3 separate regions of the Homo sapiens genome follow, and regions 1 and 2 are each linked to region 3. A link is an interaction called in ENCODE POLR2A ChIA-PET data of the cell type or tissue named here. Cell type or tissue: K562. All regions are shown on one strand. Each heading gives the region's core, and the rest is flanking DNA. Links, peaks and the distances in the headings are about the cores only.

Region 1 (5,954 bases), core at 1,110-5,109, 130 kb before region 3:
AAACTTGTCAGTACCCACAGACTGACTGGCGTGAAGGGGCTGCTTCCTGGGCTTGGCCCCACAACCCAGCTGTACCCCAGGGCCCAGACCAGACCCAGCATGGCCTAGGCTGCTCTCCAGCAACCCCTAGACACGGGGCCTCACCGGGGACCTGCCCACAGCCACATGACCACTTACTTTCAAGGGTTCCTTCTCAGAGGCCTCTCCTGCAGAGCTGGCGCCCCGTGGCCTCCGCTCCCTCCGGTCCACCGTGGAGTATCCGTCTGTAGATGGGGTAAGGTGGGGCATGAGGGGCGCTCTGAGGGAGGCCCTGTAGGAGCAGATCTCCCTCTCAGCCCAGACACAGGGGACTCGTGGGACAGGGGCTTTGGGAGACAGCCCCCACCCACCCTGTCCTGGAGATCCAGGCTGGTGCCAGCTCTCACCAACACCCTGCCAACTCTCCAGACTCCCCTCCACTTGTGGGTCAGAGCCCCTGGCTGAGCACTAATCCCTCTCTAGCTGCCCTGTACCTCACCCTCTAAGCACCCCTAAACCAAATATCTCTCCTCCACCCAGCACCATCTACACCCCATAAAACCAGCAGGCCCACTTCAGGCCTTGGTCCCCTCCCGGCACAGAAAACCAACCACACTGCATCTGCACTCACCTGGGCCCAGCGCATCCATGGGGATCACATCCCGGCTGCCAGTTTTCTCGCCCTCTGCAAGGCAGGAGGAGGAGACGGGCTGCATGTGGCAGCCAGGGGGGATCGGGGCAGAGAAGCCCACACAGGGCTGGCCCAGGTAGCCCTAGAGGCTCTCTGTCACTAAGGTGCCCAACCTCTGCCAGCTGGCAGCCTCACCCCAGCTTGACAACAGCGCGGATGCTGTGGGAAGGGAGTAGCCAAGAGGCAGAGGGCAGGGAAAGTGGCCTATGGAAGCCGTCTCAGTGGGAGGCCTGACTCCTCCTTCACCTTCACCCAAGGGTCAGGCAACTGGGGCAGCTGGGGTCGCCACCCTCTAGGCTCCCTAAGCTCCACCACTCACCAAGGCTCTTGTCCACCAGTGGCAGCGTGCTGTCATCGAAGCCCCCAGGACTCAGTGCTCCCTTAGGCCCCTTGGCAGTAGCAGCAGCTGACTGAGACATAAAACACAGACACAGGGTGGGTGAAGCACATGGAGTGGGAATAAGGCAAAGTGAGCAGGGAATGGAAGGAAGGCCAGGGAAGCCGCACCTGGAAGCGCGCCTTGGTCCAACCATCTTTCTGCAAGGTACCACGCAGCTCCTTGTAGCTCCACACTGTCTGCAGCACGTGTGACGCCGCCTTCGCTTCGCGTACCGATTGGCTGTGGGGCCGGGGGCGGGGTCAGTGGTGGCCCCTCCCCCACCTCCGCGGCTCCCCAAGCCACCGACCCCGCCCCTCCACACCTGGAGGCCACGAGAGCCACCAACGCTGGCACCCCGCGTGCCTGCAGGAGCGAGCGCGCGTTATCCAGGCTGTCGGACACGATTTCGTGGATGGTGTTGAGCACCGCCACCACGGTGTCTTCCTCCAGGCAGGCCCCCGGTCGCGGCGGAGCCTGTGCATTGCGCACATTCCGCACAAGCTCAGCCATGGCGTAGCTCCCTGAGGGGCAGGACTAGGTGTCAGAACACACCTCTGCCCCACCTCTCCAGGAAGGAGCAGGGATCCCGCGAGGGCGAGGGGCACTGCCAGGAGAGCCCCTGGAGACCGCCTGTGTGCAGGCGGTCACAGGAGCCCCTGTGAGCAGGGCGCTGAGCTTCAGAGACAGGGCCGGGGGGACTGGAGCTACCTCCAGTTGGGACAGCGCCCAAGCGAGAGGGCCGGGGCCTGGACTCCCAAACCACTCATCCTCCAAGCCCCTCCGATGGGACCCCAAAGCTGCAGGCACAGTTCGGTGCCCAGGCGTGGGCTTTGCAGGCGTCCTCACCGATGAGGTCTTTGTTGCGCCGGTCCAGCGAGAGGTTGCGCAGAGCGATGGCGACGGCGCGCACCACCTTGTCGGTCTCAGACTGCAGCAGTTCCACAAGCACCGGCAGCCCGCGCTCTTTGCGCACTGTGGCGCGGATGTACGTGGCCCACTGCGGAGGCGGGGAGAGGGTTGCTCAGACATACATGCCAGGCACTCTCCCACCTCCAGACGCTGACCGCTCTCTCCAGCTGGACCTTCCTGCTCCCGTGCCCGACAAAGCCCTACCCCAAAAGCTCAACGGCACCTCCACCGAGGTTTTCCCACCGTCCAGGGTGCACGCATTGCCCGCAGCCCATACACCTCTTGGATCCTGGGGTGGTGGTGTGGCCCCTCCTTTCCCCGCCAGCCGAGGCAGGAGCTGCACCAGTGAGGTGCCTGGGATTCCCTCTCTCAGGACTTGCCCACCCTGCCCGACCTGGTCCCTCACCATCCAGTTGCCGGCACTGAGGTTCTGCAGAGCGCCGGCGGCAGCCTCCAGGGTGTTGAAGTTCCGGCTCTCCGTGAGGAGGGAGAGGTAGAGACGTACCACCTCGGGCTGGTACAGCAGCTCAAAGCCTAGGTGCAGGGCAACCGCCACCCACGGTCACCCAGAATCTGCTCTCATCCATCATACCCCTCCCGCTTCCCGCTTCAGAGCTCCCAGGGCGTGGGTGAGCTGGGGCCAGGGATGGGTGTGGATGAGTCACGTAATATTTACTATCAACATATAGTCACCCAAGGGGAAAAGCGTTCCCATTTCACAGAGGAACAAACTGAGGCTCAAATCAGTTGGACCTGCCTGGCAGCAGGAGCATCCAGGAGGCCTGGGGTGGGGAGGGAGGTGTCAACCAGGAACGCTCTCCTAGCAACAAGACCCGCATTTCCCGGTAGGTCCCTGAAGCTATGCATCCTGGCCACGCCCCTGGTAATAGGGCCCACCCTCCCTGGCAACAAGACCAGCATTGGCCAGTAACTGAGAGTTGTATAACCAAGGCCACACCCCTAGCAAGAGGACCTGCTTTCACCAGTAACTGAAGCTGTGCAGAGAGCTACGCCCCCTAGCAACAGGGCCCACCCTCCCCCACTGACAATAGAGCCCACCCTCTGTAAGTCAACTGATGCAGTGCAACCAGGGCAGCTGCCCTAGCAACAGGAGGCACTCTTCCTGGCAACCACTCCAAGTTCCCGGGCAACTGAGGCGCCGTCCTGCTGCTCTGCCCAGTGCTCCAGAAATGAGGGGTCAAAACAGCCTTCCAAGCTTGCCTGTCTCCAAACTGGGGCTTCAGCCTGGCTTGGGTACTACCTCGATCTCCCCTGTACCCACCCAGTGACATTTCATCACACCCTCGCCAGTCCTCATGCCCCATGCTCCCTCTACTCCTGCCCTGCTGGGCTTTCTGCTCCAACACACTCCAAGCACACTCCCCGCTGGGGTATCTGCATCAGCCCTGCTCTGCCTGTAATACTCCCCCACAGCCCTCCTGCGGCTGGAGCCCTCCACCCTGGTGACATGCAGGCTCTTCCAACTGGCTAGGCCCCACCAGGACAGACCTCTCTCTCAAGCCAGATCCCAGCATACAGCCCAATAGGCACTGCCCTGTCCCTGCAGGTGTTCGTCTGGCCCAGCCTCTGAACCTGGATGTGAGCATGCCCGCCTGGCTCCCAGCCCCCTCAGATAACTCAGCTTTGTGGCTAACACAGGAGGCCCTGCCTCCACTGGAGGCGTCCCTCCAAACCTTCCCACCTCTTACGCACCGTGAGGCCGAGCAAGCCCTCGGCCTCTCTGTGCCTGTCTCCCCCAACCTTGCCTGACATGACCCATGGCACTTCCTCCCATTCTAAACCCTCAGCAGGTGTCCTGGTGCTGAATCACCCTCCAGGAAATCCTGCACCTAGGGGCCTGTTTCCCCATCTGTTCCCTGAGGCCCTCCAGGCCTGCTTGATGGCTCAAAGCTTCACTACCAGGGCAATCCTGAGCCCAGACATCCCCCAGTGGAGCTGGCTTCATCTCAGCCCACTCACCTTTGGCGGCCTCAGTTCGCTTGGGCAGGTCTAGCGTGTCAAAGTTCCGGTCCATCTCACCATCCTTCTTTCCTGGAAGGGAAAGGTGGTGGGAGGTGAGGCAGACCCCATATGGGGAATGGGTGTATCAGGAGAGTTGGGCACAGTTCTCTCCTACCCAGGCCCCAAAAGGCACCCCCATGTCCAGGCCTGGGCACCTGTGGGAGTGGAGCACCGTTGTCAGAGTTTGGGCAGACAGTTTAGCCTAGGGGTAGGAGTTGGTGGCAGTGGGGCCTGGGGATGTCCCAGCCCTGCCCCTAGGACTCATCTCCCACCAGGTGCTGGGAGCTGTACCACAGACCCTCCCGGTGGCTCCCTTGCAACTGCCAGGTATGTAGACTGAGGGAAGCCAGGAGCCCTGGCTGGATGGTAGGTGGATACAAGCCAAGAAACTGAAGGCTGACCAGGACAAGACTCACTTGGGTCACACAGTAAGGCAGAACTAGGGGGAAACTCCCCCAGCTGGGGTCAGGACATTGTCCCAGGATCTACTAGCCAGGAGAAACCCCACAGCAGCCCACCTAACATTTGTGTAGCCCTGGCTTGCACACGTCTGTGACAGTGAGCCCACTGTCAACCACTCTCCCCATGTCAGATGATGCTTCTACCCCTTCAGAAGGCAGCAGAGTGGAGCCAGATGACCTGGGGTCCCTGCCCTGCTCACCCTCATGGGACCCTTGTATCCCTCCGAGCCACATGATGCCCCATTCTATCAGAGAAACAGACTGCTCCTTGGTGCCCCTAGAGATAAGTACCCCCGGGCCCTGCCCACTCTTGGCTCTGCCCAACTCTGCCCAGGTAGGCAAGTCTGAGGTTACAGAATGAGCCCCGTGGCCTTCCCACCTGCCACTGTCATAAAGATGGCAGCCCGAGTGATGAAGCCAGGGGTGGGGCAGGGCCCTGGGGCTGGAACGTGCTCGCCTCTTCCCAGGTACCCACTGCACACGCCAGGCCTGGAGAGCAGGATAAAAAGGGACTCACCTTGGTGGAACCACTCCTCTGGGAGGCCGGAGGAAGCAGAGGAGAGAGGAGAGGAGCCTGAACAGGCAGCACTCATCACCCCCCCATGCCCTCCCGGAAGCCTCAGGTTCCCACTGCACACCCTGGATCAAGCAGGCAGCATGTGGAACCTCATCCCATCACTTCTGGGCACTGAGCACCCACCAGGGGTACAAGAAGAGGGAGGCCTGGGGTCAGTGGGGCAGGGGCAGGTGGCGTACAGGTCCCCCACAGCTGCTGGGGAGGTCCTGGGAACCTACACCCTGCTAGTGCAGTAGAGAAGGTGTGCAGGGCATCTTGCCCAGGCAGATGGGGGGCTGCCCCACAGGTTGGTGGCAGTCTACAGCTATTCTGTGAACAGTGAGCAGGCAGCAGCCATGGCTCCTTCCCAACTCATGGGCAAGTGGAACTCTCCCCGGAGTAGAAAGACTGGGTCTGGGCATTGGTTGGTTTCCCTTGTGTACTCCCTGGGGGTCCCACAGTGTAGATGGGGAAGGTTGGACCTGGGTCCCATCAACCATGTGACCCAGGGCAGTCCAGCCTCCTTGACTCCTGGCTTCCCTGCCTGCCTGTTGGGGGCTGACCAGGTGTCCTCTAGCCTCCATGATGGGCTGCTGTGGGTGTACAGAGAGCCTTCCGCTGGGGCAGGAGTTGAGATGGTAGAGATGATACCCCAGTCCGCCCCACCCACCTTTGGCCTTCTTGCCTCCAAAGCAGCTGGCATCATCCCGCCTCCGGCGCTGGGAGCCTACAGCACTGCCCAGGGGCCCGGGCTCGGCCTCCTGGTACCTGTCGGCCCCGGGCACCTCCTTGTGCACGTGGTAGGACAGGTTCCGCATGATGCACACGCAGTTCTCCACCGACTGCAGGGAGAGGTGAGTGGGTGGGGCAGGGCACCCTAGGCACAGGGCTGGCCCTCAGGAAAGACTGGCCACAGCT
Region 2 (5,919 bases), core at 1,919-5,918, 91 kb before region 3:
GGCTGAACGTGTCCCCCAAAGTTCACGTGTTGGAAACTTAATTCCCAACGCAACAGTGTTGAAGGTAGGACCTCTAAGAGGTGTTTAGGTCACAAGGGCTCTGCTACATGAATGGATTAATTCCGTTACAGTGGGAGTGGATTTGTTATCTCGGGAGCAGGTTACTGATAAAAGGATGGGTTCCGCCTCCTTCAGCGCTCTCTCACGTGTGCTCCTGCCCTTCTGCCACCTCCTGGGGGATGTAGCGACAAAGAAGGCCCTCGCCAGATGTGGCCCCTCAATCCTGGACTTCCCCATCTCCAAAATTGTTAGAAATAAGTCTTTGTTTTTCAGGAATTAGCCAGTCTCAGGTATTCTGATACAGCAGCCCAAAATGGACTAAGACAGACAGATTAAATGCTGTGTACAAAACTAAAGTAAAAATACCTTCTAGAAGAAAAGACAGGTGCATCTTTATCTGGCTGCATGCTAGGGAGAGTTGACTACACAGAGAGACGGAATATCTAAAAATGGGGAAAAATCCAACACACTTCACCACAAAATATGAAACATTTTTGACATCAAAATGATCATAAACAAAAACTAAAAGGGTGAGAAAAATGTGCAGTAGGCAGAAAGAGGAGTGAAGAATTAATATCTTTAATATACAAAGACTCATACAATGGCTGAGAAACACATCAAAACCCAAGAGAAGGCCTGTCATAGGGGCCAGGCGGCCGCAGGAGACGAAGCCGCAACCCCCTGCAGGCACACGGCGGCTGATGGAGGAGGCCAGGCTGGTGCTGGTCTCTGAGAGGACACCACTGCTGGCCAGCTATGGGAAACGGCAGGGCATCTGTGTCCCCGCCAGCCCTTCTCACTCAGGCCTGGTCTCAGCACGCACCACCCCATCACACCCTCCCAGCTCCCCCTCCTAAGGGAGCCATGCTACTCATCACCATCTTGTAACCCCACAGTTGGCCACTGGTTCCTCTGTGTGTTGTGGATCTCCTCAACCAGGCTGGGAGCTCCTCAGGGGCAGGGCTGGGCCTGATGTGCCTGTGATGCCCAGGACCCAGCATGAGGCTGGGTGAGTGGGTGCTGAGTGTGGTGACACATGGGTGTTTACATCAGCCCCTGTCCCAGCTGAGCCCTGAGGCTCCCTCCCCAGCTGCCTCCCGCTGTGGACAGGACCACACCCCAGGGCCCAGCAGAGCAGGCAGCCGCAAGCCAGAGCCCAGGTTGCCCAAGCCAGAGCAGAGATGGCACAAATGCCATCACCCATCGCACCAGTGCCCAGGGCAGACATGAAAAACCAATCACCACAGCAGACAGGAATAAGCAATCACCACATTCCAGATGGGCAGGATAGGAGATGGGGAAAGGCAGAGAAAGAGGCACAGAGAGGGCCACAGAGAAACATAGAGAAGACCAAGAACTGGAGGGGGGAGGGAAAAGAAGGGACAAGAAAGGAGCAAGCAACAGGAGGGAGAGTGAGCAAGTGTGCCTGGGCAGCCTCGGACCTGCCCAGCCAACCACCCTCCTGCGGACCCTGTTACCAGGGCTGTCGTTTGGTGTCTGGCTGACCTGGCCTCCCTGAAGTGTGGTGACCTACGAGGAGTTAAGGGCAGTGGGACAGCCCCTCCTGCCACCCTGAGATGCCCTGTCACCTGTGCCACAAGCAAGCCAAGTACCCTGCCTGAGCTTCTTTGTCCCAACCCAGAAGACCCTGCATGGCCAAATGGCCTGAGCAGTGACATTCTCGGCCAGACGCTGGTCCTCCCACACAGCCAGGCGGCAGCAGACCCAGCTCCCACTAGGCTGGCCCGGCCGGCAGCTTTCCATGCCCAAGGACTTGGGAACAGGCAAGGAGTCAGTCATCCTGTCCCTCCCATCTGCCCTAGATCCCTCAGCCTAGGTCACTCAGGCATCCGGAGGCCATGGCCTTCTCCCTACCACTTAGGCACAGCACTGGCTGGGCCATGCCTCCACAATGGGCACTAATTGTCACTGAGAAACCACAGGGCTGTCAGCCATGCCTCCCACAGAGACTGCTTTTTGGGGGGACAGGCAGATGGCCAGGGTGGGGACTGGAGGAACAAGAATGGCCAGGAGCCATTCTCTTAAGCCATCACCCACTCTGCTGAACAGCACCCATCGTGGCAAAACTCTGGCAGCGTGGATGTGAGCAGGGTATGCCTTACCATCCTTCAGAGGGTCCTGGGGGACATGGACCACTCAGCCTCCAACCCTGCCATGCTTCCCAGGCGCTATGCCTCAGTCCCACTGGAGCTAGCAGCCATGATAAGCAGAGGAACCCCAAACACAGATAACACCTGAGGCCACGGGCCAGTACACATGGCCTACGGCTGTGATCAGAGTACATTCAGACTATTCAGTTATGGGCTGTCTGCAGCCATTTTCATCCTACAATGGCAGAGAACTGCAGCTGTGACAGAGACCATAAGGCCTGCAAAATTGAATTACTTACTATCAGACCTTTTCAAACAAAGTTTTGTGTGCCTGGCCTCCAGGACTATCCTCTGTCCCTGTGGCTCCAGTCTCTGGGGGGCAAGCGAATGGCCTGGCCCAGCAGGCTGTGCCAATACTGGATGCCACTGCGGCTGGCATCCTAGCTCAGGCAGGTGAAGAGCAGACCCAGTGAATGTCCAAACCAACACTGACCAGCAACCTCGTCAGCCAGCCCCAAACAGGCTTGTCCCTAAAGCCAGACATCAAACCAGTGGCTGCTGCCCATATTCAGGCCAGTAACAAACCCAAGCTGGTGGCAGGAGGCCCTCACATCCACCCTGTCCAGCCCAGGGGCTGTGCCTACCCAGGGTGAGAAGGACCAGGAGCACACAGTGTCCAGGGCCAGTCCATCCCTGTCACCCCCACCCGCCAGGCCCACCAGAACACTCTGCTGTCCTATGTGGGAGAGGATGTCCCCAAGCTAAACCCAGGCCACTCACCTGTCTTGAGGGAAGATCAGCATGTCCCGACACCCACCCTGCAGGCTCTGGCTCCTGCAGGGAAACCAGAGGGCATGAGTGAGGTCAATCCAGCTGGGTAGGTCCCTGCCGGATAAAGGTACACAAGCCCAGACCGTCCTCTAAGCAGGACCTTGTCATGCCTGATCTGAAGGTCATCCCGTGGTGCTCCTGACTCATAACCACACACTCATGTGTACCTTCTTGCCCCCACATGTCCAGGACTGTAGGTGACACTGGGCTGCCACGGTTCCTTGTCAGCATGTCTAATGCTGTTGACCATCCTTCAGAAACGTGATCCTTCAGAGATGTGGACTGATAATGACGTCTTCCCCATCACACACAGCACAGCAGTATTCCCACCCCAGGGTAGCCAGGCTCAGGGTCCTGTTGCCCCACGCAGGTGCTCACAGCCCCATAAGACATCTGCTCCACCTCCCTAGAGTCCGCTCCCGCCTTGTGGGCGAGGCCACGTGCCTCTCCTGAGGTTCCCTGAGGCCAACATAGATCCTGGGCCCTCCCAGGCAGGCAGCTGCCCCCAACAGTCTCCAGTACAGGGAGGGCGGGGAAGCAGGCAGGTTCCTGGCCCTGGAGCTGTGGCCAGGTGTGAATAACCATTTGTCTGGGATGGGGGACCTGGCACTCAAGCCTGGGGAGCTGAGGCTTATGGGCTGGAGCAGGAGACAAGGGGGTGCCTGTACTCACACAGCTTTCAGCCTTCCTCAGGGGAGGACCCTGCGGCTTCCTGTCTCAGCTAATGGCCCCGGGGACACATTCCCTCTCCTTATATCTAGGCCCGGGGATATTGCCAGAGTGTTCATGTCATAAAAATGAAAAACAGGACACTGCAGACAGACAGGGAAGGGCTGGGCCTCGGATGGGAGGCTGTCTCTGGGGGACATCGGTAATGAGAGCTCTCTCCCCCGCCTCTACGGTGTTTTCTAGATTGTTCTGAGGCCCCGCCCAATAGTCCTTTGTGGTCATGGTCCATTCTGGTGCCCCAACGGTGTGTTTCCCCGTCTCACGACAGCCTCTTCATCATGGGAAGGGGTCCAAGTGAGGGTGGGCGACTGGCTACGCCTCAGGGTGGGATCATGGGGGGTGGGATGCAGGGCCTGAGGCAGGGAAGAACTGGGGACCAAGCCAGGCACATGTGCATATGCATGTGCGTGCATGTGAATATGAGTGTGTGTGTGCACCTGAGATGGGCAGGCCCGGTTGGGAGCCCATCCACCAGCACTGCGCCCCGAGGAAGAGGAGATGCTGCTCCTACTCCAAGGTCTGAGGCTTAGGAACCAGCTTTTGCTCTGAGTGTGACATTTCTAGGAAACCTCTGGTTTTAGCTTAAGTGTTCACATAGGTTTTGTACCACAGAGAACCATGTGACTTTTTTTTTTTATCCCTGATAAGCACCAGCCTCTCCCCCGGAGTCACCATGTGCCACAGAACCGAGACACACTGGCTGTGAGCCGTCATCTCACTGACTCTACCAGGTGTCTCAGGTTGGCTATATACCCCATTTTACACATGGAGAAACTGGGTCCCAGCCAGACAAGGGCTGGGCCAGGATTTAACTCAGGTCTTCCTGCCTCCAGGCCTCCCAAAGTCCCCCCCCCCCACCCAGTTGGGGAAGTGTGACCAAAGGAGAACATGGGTCCTTCCTCATGGGCCTCCTACCTCATGGGGTCCAGCCAGGCCAAGAACCTGCAACCATATGGTAGAGCCAATAGCAGACCCTGGGAAGGGGTCCAAGTGAGGCATTGGAGAGGGCTTCCCCCAGGAGATGGGTGGGAGCAGAGGATAGCAGCACCACAGGAGGCTGAGTGGTAGGAGCAGCCAGAGCTGTGGGTATCCTTCCTAAGGGTGCACTAGGCACATCAGCATCGTACAGGCAGGGGCAGAGCAGAGCATCTGTGGACAACCTAAGGGAGCTCTGGGCAGTGGACGGACAGAGGGACGACAGACAGGACAGTGATGTGAAGGCAGAACTAGTGATAGGATCATATGGGAAGGTGGGGAGGTGCTCACCTTGGGGAGCCCCCCTGAGTGCTCTGCAAGCTCTGGGGTCACCTGCCTGGCCAAGGACCCAGTACCAGCCGCCTCAAAGCGGGGGAATGACCACGCCCTTTATTGGGCCCTTTTCCCAGTGAGGATGGCCTGGGCCTACCCATGCCATGGGACCCCCACACTGGGTCTCCCCACCAAACTGTCCAGACCCGATGGCTGGCCATGGGGCTCTGTCAGCCCCTGGCTACACCCCACTGATGCCCTAGTAAGCCCTGTGGTTCTGGCACGGTATCCATGGTCCAACCAGAGGGCTGAGAGGTCTCACACTGGGGCATAAGCCTGGCCCAGGCCACACAGCCAGATTGGCAAGCTACAGTCCTTTGGATAGCTGACGGCACAGGGCAGCTCCCATGGGTACACACTGGGCCCAGAACTGGGATGGAGGATGCAGCCTGGGCTGGGTAGGCAATGAGGGGCCCAGGTGAGCTCGCTCTGCACTCCCTGCAGTGTGGCCTCAGCAGGCCACCCCCTCCCCAAGTCTCCTCGCTTCCTGCTCTATGAGCGCGAGGTGACACTGACTGTAGGTAGCTGAGAACATGCCCTGGCAACAGCCAATGCAGGCAGGTGAATGGAGTGCCCCGTGGCCAGTGGACAGGGAAGGTCCATGCTGCTCAATGACAATGCTGTCCACTACAGCAAAACCGAGTGTTCTCCTAGGCCTGCTGCCACCCTGGGCACATAGTGAGAACACGCCCACTTCTGCTGTGGACATTGAGGCACAGACCACACCTGGGAAGGCTTGGGAGGCCCCTGGGCACACACTTGAAGGACACTGCACTTTTGGGGCTACGCAGGCACAGGGCTAGTCCTTCACTGTCCCTGCTGAGCCTGTGTGTGGTCACCCACCAGCTGGCCTTCAGGCTTCCTTCTGCCTGCACCAAGC
Region 3 (5,954 bases), core at 1,291-5,290:
GGTGGAGGATAGCGATCTCCATGTCCATGCCTTTCTCTCTGTGTGCATGCTGGTCTCCACATTGCCCATTTGATAGAGACACCTGTCTCACTGGATTAGGCCCTACCCTAATGACCTCATTGTAATGTGATGACCTCTGTAAAGACCTTGTCTCCAAATACTGTTGCATTCTGAGGGACTTCAACATGTAAATTTGGGGGTGACAGTTTACCTCATAATAGTGACTTTCCTAGATTGATTCTGTGAAGTGTGTATTCTTTATGATTTGTGGCCACTGAATACACGGGCCCTTTAGCTGAGTGGTCTCCTGATGCTTGGACAGGGATTTTCGTAAATTCCCTGAGCCAGTAAGTCTCCCGGCCTGTGATGAGAGCTGTGGGTCTGTGGGGCTCACCTGGTGTGCTCCGGTGGCTGCCAACTGTCTTAGCCTTTGTGTGCCACCTGCACAGAGTCTCCAGGTCAGTCAGCTGGGAGGTTTTCCTGGGCCTGTGCGCAGTCATCTCCAGACATACGCTAGAGCCTTTCAGAGCCCCATGGACATCTCCAGCTTTTCCTTCTTGGGTTCTTGGCCAGCCTCTTGTTTGCCCAACTAGTGCCCCAGCCTCTGGCAGCTGCAGGGTGAAACAGTTGCCACTGGTTCCTTTTGACAAAAGCCCTCAGGAACTGGGCTGTTTTCACTGAGTGAGATCAAATAAAGACAAATCCTGCCATGAGGCTTTTCCAGAGGGTGGCCAGGTAAACCCAACAGTGACAGTTCTCTGGGCCTGGGGCCTTGAGGACCCGTTCTCCATTGAGTGGCTACCACTGAGCTGGGGAGAAGGGCTGGGAATGGGGCGAGTTAAGATGCCAGCAACTCCTTGTTCTTAGCAAGACTCGTTGTCTTTCTTGAATCAACACTCCTCAGATTGTTGAAAGCCTTTCTTTAGTTTCCAGGGTTCTGAAAGAATTAATTCTGACCATTTTTGCTAGTGTTCTTGTTGCTTTAATGGAGGAGAGCAGATTTTGGAGGTCCTTATTCGGCCATTCCAGAACTACTTTAGGATGGGTTTTGTAAAGTTTTCTCATCTTTGTGGACTGGTGCTGTTATAAAATATGGTTAAGTGTCTATGGTAGTACTAACTTGCTCTTAAGTTTCTTGAACTCCTGGCTTCAAGCAGTCCTCCTGCCTCAGCCTCCCAGGATGATGGGATTACAGGCGTGAGCCACCACACCTAGTCTCTTGCTCTCAAGTTTCTACATGTTTTCTGTGCTTTATGTAACTGCTTCATCGTGGACAGGCTACAGACAGATTGCAGACCACATGTGGATCAAGCACAGTCTCCAAGTACTAGCTGTTCCAGGAAGAGTCACATTTGTCCCTTTTTTTTTGAGATGGAGTCTCGCTCTGTTGCCAGGCTGGAGTGCAGTGGTTCGATCTCTGCTTACTGCAACCTCCGCCTCCTGGGTTCAAGCGATTCTTCTGCCTCAGCCTCCTGAGTAGTTGGGACTACAGGTGCACGCCACCACGCCCGGCTAATTTTTGTATTTTTAGTAGAGATGGGGTTTCACCGTGTTGGCCAGGATGGTCTCTATCTCTTGACCTCGTGATCCGTCCGTCTTGGCCTCCCAAAGTGCTGGGATTATAGGCGTGAGCCACTGCACCTGGCCACATTTGATTTTATTTCTGAGTGACCCAACCGTGGGAAATATGGCTCCCAGGGAGGCTTCCAAGGCCCTCTGGGGAAGTGCTTGCGTAGACCCTGGCCCACCAAAACTCTTAGTATGGGTTGCTGCAGACGATGGTGCCTGAGTTGTGTAGGTCTCACGCTGCCTTCCTGTCTGAGTAAAAGCCCTGCCTGTTCTTTGCTATGGGGTGGTGGAAATGTCCATGAACCACTGTGGTTTCTGGTGCCAGGAGAGGGCCCAGCGGGGAGTCAGGTTCTCAGCCTCCACTCTGGGGTTCTTCTGTGAAGTGGAGAGGCTTTGCAGAAACCACATTGCAAAGTAGTCTGAGAAAGAAGAGGTTTCCCCAGGTGGAGAAGGACATGGGGGTGGGGCATGTGGTGGCTTCCGCTGTAGACTCCCCTGCCTGGGGCTTTTTCCACACCCCTACTCCGATCCTCCCACACTGCAGCCTGTCTGGAGCTAGCGTCATATCTCCCCAGGTAAGGAGCTCAGTTTCGTGGGACTGCCCCCACTTCCTGTGCCAGCCGCAAATGGGGGCCCCTGCCACCCGGCACAGGACCCCTCCTCGTGCTTGGAAATTTGCTAGGACTCAGGAACTCAGGAAAAATTTTACTTATGAAACTTATTTTTCATGAAGGGCTGAAAGTTCCTCCCCTCTACTGACACATTTGATTTCTCCGGGGAGCCCACCCTGGCCACCTCCTCAGCATAAGCTCTGTGGTGGGGTCGTTTTGAATCACAAAAGACAAACCTAGCACTCAGGAAATCCTCAGGGTTTTAAGAACTCTGTTCTGGGAACCTGAGAGAAGACCGTGTGTTTTTATGATGCCATGCCTTGGTTTAGGGTGCCTTTTGTATGTGCCCCTCCTGAGAAGCTCTTTGACCCTCTTATTTGTATATATGTCATCTGTGGGCTGGGCGCGGTGGCTCACGCCTGTAATCCCAGCACTTTGGGAGGCCGAGGCGGGCAGATTACGAGGTAAGGACATCGAGACCATCCTGGCTAACACGGTGAAACCCCGTCTCTACTAAAAACATACAAAAAATTAGCCGGGCATGGTGGTGGGCGCCTGCAGTCCCAGCTACTCGGGAGGCTGAGGCAGGAGAATGGCGTGAACCCAGGAGGCGGAGCTTGCAGCGAGCTGAGATTGCGCCACTGCACTCCAGCCTGGGCGACGGAGCGAGAATATGTCTCAAAAAAAAAAAAATGTATATATGTCATCTGTGATGTCCCCATTTAAAAATCTGTCAGAGGGGAAAGTAGCTTTTCCCTCCGTTGTAGGGTGGTGGGGGTGTTTAGACAGGGGTGGCCATCTCCTGTTCCTGGGAAGTTTCTATTTGCTGGTCCTCCCTAGCGAGGCTCTCAGGTTGTGTCCCCGCCCCCTGCTCCTCCCAGCTGCCTGTGCAGAGGTGCCAACACCTGTCCTTGGACTGTCCCCTGGACAGCCTGGGGCGTGGGGTAGTATCCCCTCCTTGTGTGGACTCCGGAGGTGGGGTTGACATGTCAGGAGGGGCGGGTTGATGCCTGTGAGGTGTGGTGGCCACGCGTGTATGCTACTTGATTAAAAAGGGAAAAAAGGAACAACTGGCATCATTTCCTTTTCACAAAGCTTGTGGTGATCTCTTGGTATTTTGTTGCTAGCTGTGGGTTGGTGGTTCATGGCTATTAAATTTAGGTATTAGTGACCAAGTGTTTTCTTTTTTTTTTTTCATCTTATTTTAAAATTTACATAGAGTTAAATTCACTTTTTGGTACAGTACTGTGAGTTTTGACAAATACACAGTCATGTAACCAACACTGCAATCAAGATGCAGAACATTTCTGTACATTCCAACATTCTTCTTTGTTGGTCAAACTCTCCCACCTGTATCCTCTGGTGGGCACTGAACTGCCCCTGTAGTTTTGCCAGATCCTGAATGTCCTCTTAGTGGAGTCACCTGGTACGTAGCCTTTGAACCTGGCCTCTGGCTTGGTGTGGTGTGACGCATCCGTCGTGTGGTCATTTGTACTCCTGAGTGCTGGCCACCAGGTGGCTGTGCCCCTCAGTGCGTCTCTCCATTCTTCCTTGAGGGACACTGACAGGTTTCTGGGTTTTGGTGATGGGCAGTAAGGCTGCTGTAAGGTCGTCCAGGTCTGTGTGTGATGGGCGGATTCGTTTCCTTCAGGTAAACCCTTGGGATGGGGTTGCTGGGCTGTGTGGCAGGTGCACGCTTATGTTAGCATTGCCCTCACACCTTTCTCAGTCACTAGGTGACCGTGGAAGTGTGTCTGTTTTGGGGCTGTCTACTGTCTTTCGAGCTGTGTGTCCTTTTCCTGATGCCACACTTTCCTGATGACTTGAAGTCTTGATACTGGGAGTCCTCCAACTTCGTTATTCTTTCTCAAAAAATTGTTTTGGCTATTCTAGCTCCTTTGCTGTTCCATGTAGACTTTAGAAACAATATGTCAGTTTCTATAAAAAATTCTGGGCTGGGTGCAGTGGCTCACGCCTGTAATCCCAGCACTTTGGGAGGCCGAGGTGGGTGGATTACCTGAGGTTAGGAGTTCGAGACCTGCCTGGCCAACATGGTGAAACCCCATCTCTACTTAAATACAAAAATTAGGTGGGCGTGGTGGCGGGCACATGTAATCCCAGCTACTCAGGAGGCTGAGGCAGGAGAATCGCTTGAACCCAGGAGGCGGAAGGTGAGGTGGCAGTGAGCCGAGATTGTGCCATTGCACTCCAGCCTGGGCAACAAGAGCGAAACCCCATCTTAAAAAAAAAAAAAAAATCTGCCTGCATTTTGATTGGAATTGATCCTGTAGATCAATCTGGGGAGAATGGACATCCTAACAATATTGGATTTTCCAAATCATAAACATAGTTCATCTGTTCATTTATTTAGGTCTTCTTTGATATCTTTCATGGGTGGTCGGCAGTTTTCATCACACAGGCCCTGTGTATATTCTACTAGATTTATAGTTAAATATTTTATGTATGGCACTGTGATGAATAGTACCTTAGTTCCAATTGATTGTTTATTGCTAGCTTACAGAGCTAGAATTTGTTTTATTTGCACTGATTTATTCTAGTAGTTTTTCTGTAGATTCCTTATCCAGTTTTCTTCTCTAATTTGTTAATGTAGTTAATTACGTTGTTTTTTTAAAAATGTGTTCCTGGGATAAGTCCTACTTGGGCATGGTATATGTTCCTTTTCATGTGTTAATGGCTTTAATTTGCTAGTTCCCTGCTGCATCTGTGTTCTTGGTGTTAAGGTCATGGTACGGGTAGTGTCATCAAGCGAAGTGGGAAGTAGCCCTCCTCCTGAGTTTTTCAGAAGGGCAGGACAGATATAGGATTGGTATCATTTCTTCCTTAAAATTTGGGCCTGGAGTTTTCCTAATGGGAAAGTTTTAAACTACTACTGTATGAACTACTAACTATAACTATGACTACTCTGAACTACTGTTGAGTTTCTTGAACAGGTGTAGGGCTGTTGAGGCTACTGAGATAGTTTGTGTCTTGCCAGGCATTGGTCCATCTCATATAGATAGTGGAATGTAGAGGTGTCGGGCGTCTGTGGTGCTCCCACACGGTCCTTTGGCATCTGCCAGGCACTGATTGCTTAGGTTTCTCCTGTGCTGTTTGTCAGAAGCAACAGGGATTTGTCTGCAGGTCACTTCTGCCATCTGTCTGCTCTCATGAGCTGGAGCCTCCACCTGTCCCTGGCGGGTTAACCCTCAGTAGCACATGTGGCCTCAGGCAGCTTGGTGCAGGGCATCCTGGTGTCGGTCTTTTTTTTTTTTTTTTTTGAGACGGAGTCTCGCTCTGTCGCCCAGGCCGGACTGCGGACTGCAGTGGCGCAATCTTGGCTCACTGCAAGCTCTGCTTCCCGGGTTCACGCCATTCTCCTGCCTCAGCCTCCCGAGTAGCTGGGACTACAGGCGCCTGCCACCGCGCCCGGCTAATTTTTTTTTGTATTTTTAGTAGAGACGGGGTTTCACCTTGTTAGCCAGGATGGTCTCGATCTCCTGACCTCGTGATCCACCCGCCTCGGCCTCCCAAAGTGCTGGGATTACAGGCGTGAGCCACCGCGCCCGGCTGGCGTCGGTCTTTTGCCAGAAACTTCTGAGCGTGCTCTCTAGCTGTGTGTGTGTCAGCCACTGCCTCAGCTTCTCCAGGGCCAGTCCCGAAGCCGTGGGGTATGTGGGTTCTTGTGGGCCGACAGCACTGGACGTTGCTAATTGGTTGGCTGGTTGACAAACCCTTGAGGTTCCAGGGCCTGATGTCTTGGTGAGTGACCTTCCC

What was found. ChIA-PET counts read pairs that join two places held together with the same protein. Peaks named below come from ENCODE experiments on the same cell type or tissue, not always from the same donor. Only the 100,000 strongest peaks of a DNase experiment are listed, where the experiment ranks them.
Region 1: POLR2A ChIA-PET joins it to region 3 with 6 read pairs; 8 of 35 experiments call an interaction of 5 or more read pairs at or near these places.
Region 2: POLR2A ChIA-PET joins it to region 3 with 5 read pairs; 13 of 35 experiments call an interaction of 5 or more read pairs at or near these places.

Annotation. Positions count from the first base shown.
Region 1 is chr22:19,971,709-19,977,662 of GRCh38, forward strand. ARVCF (ARVCF delta catenin family member) reads right to left here. Exons shown (of 20, transcript NM_001670.3): 9 at 5,707-5,878; 10 at 4,998-5,015; 11 at 3,978-4,049; 12 at 2,404-2,531; 13 at 1,935-2,085; 14 at 1,411-1,609; 15 at 1,217-1,328; 16 at 1,029-1,119; 17 at 650-703; 18 at 178-263. Among named protein-coding and RNA genes, the nearest start is that of MIR4761, 11 kb to the left of the region's middle. In K562, for the core only: no CTCF peak of the experiment used is centred there; DNase peaks (open chromatin) are centred at 1,353, 2,913, 3,413, 3,833 and 4 weaker places.
Region 2 is chr22:20,007,504-20,013,422 of GRCh38, forward strand. It overlaps ARVCF (ARVCF delta catenin family member), which reads right to left. Exons shown (of 20, transcript NM_001670.3): 2 at 2,952-3,005. Among named protein-coding and RNA genes, the nearest start is that of ARVCF, 6.4 kb to the right of the region's middle. RefSeq lists an enhancer at 3,175-3,999. In K562, for the core only: no CTCF peak of the experiment used is centred there; DNase peaks (open chromatin) are centred at 2,308, 3,128, 3,884, 4,398 and 2 weaker places.
Region 3 is chr22:20,098,718-20,104,671 of GRCh38, forward strand. All of the region lies in intron 9 of DGCR8 (DGCR8 microprocessor complex subunit), which reads left to right. Among named protein-coding and RNA genes, the nearest start is that of MIR6816, 13 kb to the right of the region's middle. In K562, for the core only: a CTCF peak has its summit at 3,681 (motif pointing right); a DNase peak (open chromatin) is centred at 3,685.